2 separate regions of the Homo sapiens genome follow, and region 2 is linked to region 1. Evidence: read pairs that join two places in POLR2A ChIA-PET (ENCODE). Cell type or tissue: B cell. All regions are shown on one strand. Links, peaks and the distances in the headings refer to the core of each region. The heading gives the core; the rest is flanking DNA. Region 1 overlaps GSAP (gamma-secretase activating protein). Region 2 overlaps LOC124901681 (a long non-coding RNA gene).

Region 1 (2,831 bases), core at 121-2,620:
CCATGTTGGCAAGGCTGGTCTCGATCTCATGACCTCAAGTGATCTGCCCGTTGCAGCCTTCCAAAGTGCTAGAATTACAATTGTGAGCCACCATGCCCAGCCTAATACTACTAAATTTCAATCACTTTATTCAGTCTCACACACACAAAGTCATATGTTAAGATTAAATGCCAACAAGTTTATTCATTACCCTTCAATAAGATACAGTATAGAATTCTGTAAAAAGAGAATATAAATGATTAAAAACAGTAAATTTTACATCTTACCACAATAAAAAAGAATATAGACATACCTTATAGGTATAAATAATATTTCCATTTCTTTCAACATTTAATACATGTAAGCTCTCATAATCGTTTTCTAAAACATCTGAAATGATAATAGGAGGTTAATACTCAGCAGAAGATGGTTAAAAACATATCTAACCAATATATTAGTGAAGGAAGCCAAATATAAATATATACTAATAATTCTATTATATAAAACTTAAAAACAGGCAAAACGAATCTCTTTTATTAGAAGTACAAACAGTAGTAACCTTTAAGGAAGGAGAAAGCCATAGTCATTGAGAGGTATCTCAAGTGAGCCTTGTTACGTGTTGGTAATGTTAAATGTTTTGGGTATACTGATATACTCTGCAATAACTCACTGAACTGTATACACTCTTTTCTGTGTGAATGTTATACAATAAATTTCAAGTATCTATTAGTTTTTGCTTTATGCATTTTGAGGATATATCATTAAGGGCATACGAATTTGGAATTGTTATAGCCTCCTGTAGATTAACCACTGTTAGGCTCTAAGCTGAGCTGCCAGGTGTCTGAGTACTCAATTAAAACAAGATTAAAAAGTTAATATTAACTTTTTAACAGTCAAGCTTTTAATCACTTACTGTGATGCTATAAAGCAAGAGGCTAAACAAGAGAAAGTGCTAATGTCCCTGGTCTATTTTCTCCCCATGGAATGGTGCCATTAGCCAAGGGTCAGGTGAATCAGCACAGATATGGAGCTCTCTTCACTATCGAGGGACCCTCCCAAAAAGGTTCCTGCAGGATCACGGATACAGGAGCCGAGGGTAGGGAGAGGGAGAAGAGCTAGGAGTGGAAAAGTATTTCACTGGAGTAGAGAAAAAACAGTCTTCGAAGCTCCCCTCTCCCCGCTGCTAAGGCGGTTTTGGTGGTTTAGAGGCACCTGAGAAAGGTCTCTGCTAAAGGCCTCTGATAAAGAGGCCTCTAAATGAAGAACCCGGGCTAGGGATGCAGCTATCTGTAAGAGTATGGCTGGCCAGCGGGGCCTGAATCACAGGCACAACTCATTTCAGGGACTACAGGGCATTGACCACACACCAAGTCGGATTTGGGGAGGGCAGCTTTCTCCCATAAGGCCTGTCAGATAAAGTCTTTGTAACTGCACATAGTTGGGTCTGAAAAATTACACATAAGTTTTTAATATAGGAGCTGGATTAGCAACCCTTTATTCATTATACAATGTCCTTTATTTCTAATAATTATTTTTACTTTAAGGTCTACTTTGTCTGATATTAGTATAACTACATCAGCTTGGTTAGTGCTTGCATAACTTTCTGTTATTAATCTTCCTGTGTCCTTATATTGAAGATATGTTTTATAAGCAGTATCCACTTGAGATTTTTTCCTCCAATCTGACATTCTTAATCTTTTAATTGGGATATGTAGTCCATTTTTACATTCAATGTAATTACTAACATATTGGGTTGATATTTATCATATTACTATTTGTTTTCTACGTGTCTCACCTGTTTTACTACTCTTCTAAGTTTATTATTTCATTCTATTACCTATTGTCAGTTATATGTTTTTGCTATTCTTTTATTAGTTATACTAAAAGTTGTAACAGGCATCCTTGACTTATTATGTTTTAGTATTATGTGATGCAAAAAAAATCTGAAGCAACTGAAACTCTCATACATTGTTAATGGGAGTATAAATTGGAAAACTGGCAATATCTAGTGAAGCTGAACACATGACTCAGCAACTGCACTTGTACATATATCTTCAAAAGAAATATATACATATATTTAGCAAGGGACACATAAGAATGTCTATAGTACTGTGGTACATTATTGCCCAAACCAGAAACCCAAACTATCCATTAAGTGAAGAATGAATAAATTGTGTTATATCCAAACAGTGGAATAGTACAAAACAATGAATTAATATTCTGCAATAACACATGTGAAACTGAGCAAAAGAACCTTCCCCACCACCAAAAGAAGGTACAAATTGTATGTTTCAATTCATACACAAGTTTTCAATAATGGGCACAACTAATGTACAGTGTTAGATAAGTGACTGTTAGAAAGGAGCATGAAGGACTTCTGAGGTTCCATTAATGTTTTCCTTCCTGTTCTGAGTCTTAGTTGCATAAGTGTGTTTCACTTGGTGAAAATTAACTAAGCTGTGAACTTATAACTTGTGTCCTTGTCTATATGAAAGCCCTATTTTGCTGAAGGATATACAGACTCTTTACACAAAACATTTAACCTATAAGTTAACTGACCATCTTTCTTCTAAAATTTTAGGATATTTCTCCTAATTCTACAGTTAAAGGATTTAAACACTGGTAGATTCACCATTGTAATTATCACTAATTGGGCAGAAGTGTGTACTTTCCCAATTTCCTCAAAAGTTATCCAAAATTATGGCCGGCACAGTGGCTCACGCCTGTAATCCCAGCACTTTGGAAGGCTGAGGTAGATGGATCACTTGAGGCCAGGAATTCAAGAGCAGCCTGGTCAACATGGTGAAACCCAATCTCTACTAAAAAATACAGAAAATTAGCTGGGCACGGTG
Region 2 (2,831 bases), core at 251-2,750, 120 kb after region 1:
GATGGCCAAAAATTTTTTAAAGGAAAATAACAAGTGTTGGCAAGGATGAGAATAAATTAGAACCCTTGTACAATTTCTGGTGAGAATGTAAAATGCAGCTTCTGTAGAAAACAGTTTGGTTCTCCACAGAAAACCATGATCATAGGAACACTATTCACAACTCCTCAAAAGTGAACACTGCCCAAAAGTCCATCAATGGATGAAAGAATAAACAAAATGTAGTATATACTTATAATGCAATATTATTCAGCTTTAAAAAGGCAGAAAATCCTTTCATACGCTATAACATGGATGAACCTTCAAGACATTACACTAAATGAAATTAGCCAGTCACAAAAAGACAAATAAATGTGAGCCCACCTGTATGAGGTATCTAAAATAGTTATATTCATAGAAACAAAGTAGAATGGTAGTTACTGGGAGCTAGAAGGACAGGGAAATCAAGGAACATTGTTTAATGAGTATACATATTCAGTTTTGCAAGATGAAAAGTTTCTGGAGATCTGTTGCACAACAATGCAAATATATTTAACACTAATGAACACTTAAAAATGGTTAAGATAGTAAATTTTGTTATGTGATTTTACCAGAATTTTTTTAAAGGCAAGATACTACTCAGCATAAAGTTATACATGCACTGGAACAATAAAAATTCTAAATACAAGATAATGGTTATTTCTGGGGAGAGAAAGGAAGGACTCTATAGGCATCTCAACTCTATCCATACTGTTTTCTTACTGAAAATCTGAGGCAAATATGAAAATATTAAGATTTGAAACAAAACATTATGCAAGTGAAAGAAGCCAGACACAAGAGGCCACATACTATTATATATGATTCCATTTTTATATGAAATATACAGAATAGGTAAATCCATATAGACAGAATGCAGATTGGTGATTGCCAGGATGTTAGGGGAGGAAGGAGTAGGGAGTAACTGTTTAATGGGAATAGGGCTTTCTTTTGGGGACACGAAAATGTCTTAGAACTAGATAGATGTGGTAGTTGCACAATATTGTGAATGTACTAAATGCCACTGAATTGTTAACTTTAAAATGATTAATTACATATTATATAAATTTCACTTCAATTAAAACAAACTAAGGAAAGGGAGAATTTCAAGAAGGAATGGTATTCACTGAAAAGGGTCAAATGCTGCACAAGGGTTAAGAAGGATGTACACTAAGAGGTCATGAGATTTGGCAAGTAGGAAGTCCTTTAGGAGATATGTGCCAGTAGTCAGACTGTTGTGGGTTGCATGAGATGGGCAGTAGTTTGTGGGAGTCTTGAGCATTTTGTAGGATAAGGAGAGTCACTGAAGGGGAAAAGACTGACAATAAAGGAGAGGAGATATTTGTACAGCAAGAGTAGGAAGAGACATAAAAGGGTAGAGAGGGTCAACAGAATCCTAATAGTGGAGAGAAATGAGTAAGTTATAGGGGTAAATTTGTGATTTCCCAATTTCACTTGGAAAGGAGAAACTGAGTTAAAACTTGATAACTCCATTTTTCTAAGAATGAAGAAGCAGGGTGTAGGGCTTGAAGCGAGTGATAAAGCCATGGGAGCTGACCAAAAATGGACAAAAGGGCTGTCTGAGCAGCTTTGAGGGCTTTAGTAGAAATCATAAATATCTCCCTCGCACACACAAACCCACAATTAAAAAGTTCAACTGTTAAAGGTATTGCATGATTAATAGTATGTCTCACAAATTGCTCATTAGAAATAAAACCACTGCCTAGACTCATCTGTATGACACATGATACTGGATTTGTGAAATATTATGAATATACTTAAAAATAGTATTCATGTAACACAACAGAAAGATCACTCAGTGAGAACTACAGAAAGATAGCAAATTGAAATCTACTGAAGAAATATTAAATACCAAACATTCAGCTAGAAAAAGAAATGAAATATCTCTAGGAGACAACTTACTACTGAAGAAAGATATAAATAAATATTTCACCAGAATTTTGAAATAATGGAACTATTTAAAAATTGACAAGGAAAGGGCAGTTGATGATTGCCTTGATAAATTACATAGTTAATTTCTTTGAAAAAAAAAAAAAAAAGGATATGCCCTAAAGTTTAAAATAAACTATTTTAAAAGTATACTTTTAAAAAGTAACTGGTAGAGCATATTAAATGGAAATTAAAAACAATTTTAAAACCATAAAATGCTTGCTAATTGAAAACTAAGACTAATCGTAACTAGCTATTAACAGTAAATACCTTTTAACAAATTTTCAACTACTGAGCCAGGTGCAGTGGCTCATGCCTGTCATCTCAGCACTTTGGGAGGCCAAGGCAGGCAGATTGCTTGAGCTCAGGAGTTTGAAGCCAGCCTAGGCAACGTGGCGAAACTCTCTACAAAAAATACAAAAATTAGCTGGGTGTGGTGGCGTGTGCCTGTGGTCTTGGATACTCGGGAGGCTGAGGTGGGTGGATCACTTGAGTCCCAGAGGTCAAGGCTGCAGTGAGCCATGACTGTGTCACTGCATTCCAACCTGGGTGACAGAGTGAGAGACCCTGTCTTAAAACAAAACAAAAACCAAAGTTTCAACTACTGAATGAACTTGAATATAACTAAAAAATCGGCAGGCGCCTGTAGTCCCAGCTACTCGGGAGGCTGAGGCAGGAGAATGGCGTGAACCCGGGAGGCAGAGCTTGCAGTGAGCCGAGATCATGCCACTGCACTCCAGCCTGGGTGACAGAGTGAGACTCCATCTCAAAATAAATAAATAAATAAAAGAAATGTGATATTCACTGACAAGGTAAGGTAACCATCAAATGATGACATATAATATGCACATTAGGTGCCTTCTAGAATT

Evidence for each region. Peaks named below come from ENCODE experiments on the same cell type or tissue, not always from the same donor. Only the 100,000 strongest peaks of a DNase experiment are listed, where the experiment ranks them.
Region 2: POLR2A ChIA-PET joins it to region 1 with 6 read pairs; 21 of 35 experiments call an interaction of 5 or more read pairs at or near these places.

What each region holds. Positions count from the first base shown.
Region 1 is chr7:77,405,737-77,408,567 of GRCh38, forward strand. It overlaps GSAP (gamma-secretase activating protein), which reads right to left. Exons shown (of 31, transcript NM_017439.4): 2 at 293-369. Among named protein-coding and RNA genes, the nearest start is that of GSAP, 9.2 kb to the right of the region's middle. In B cell, for the core only: no CTCF peak of the experiment used is centred there; no DNase peak of the experiment used is centred there; H3K27ac peaks cover 923 bases.
Region 2 is chr7:77,523,699-77,526,529 of GRCh38, forward strand. All of the region lies in intron 2 of LOC124901681 (a long non-coding RNA gene), which reads right to left. Among named protein-coding and RNA genes, the nearest start is that of PTPN12, 12 kb to the right of the region's middle. RefSeq lists enhancers at 1,876-2,377, 2,378-2,831. In B cell, for the core only: no CTCF peak of the experiment used is centred there; no DNase peak of the experiment used is centred there.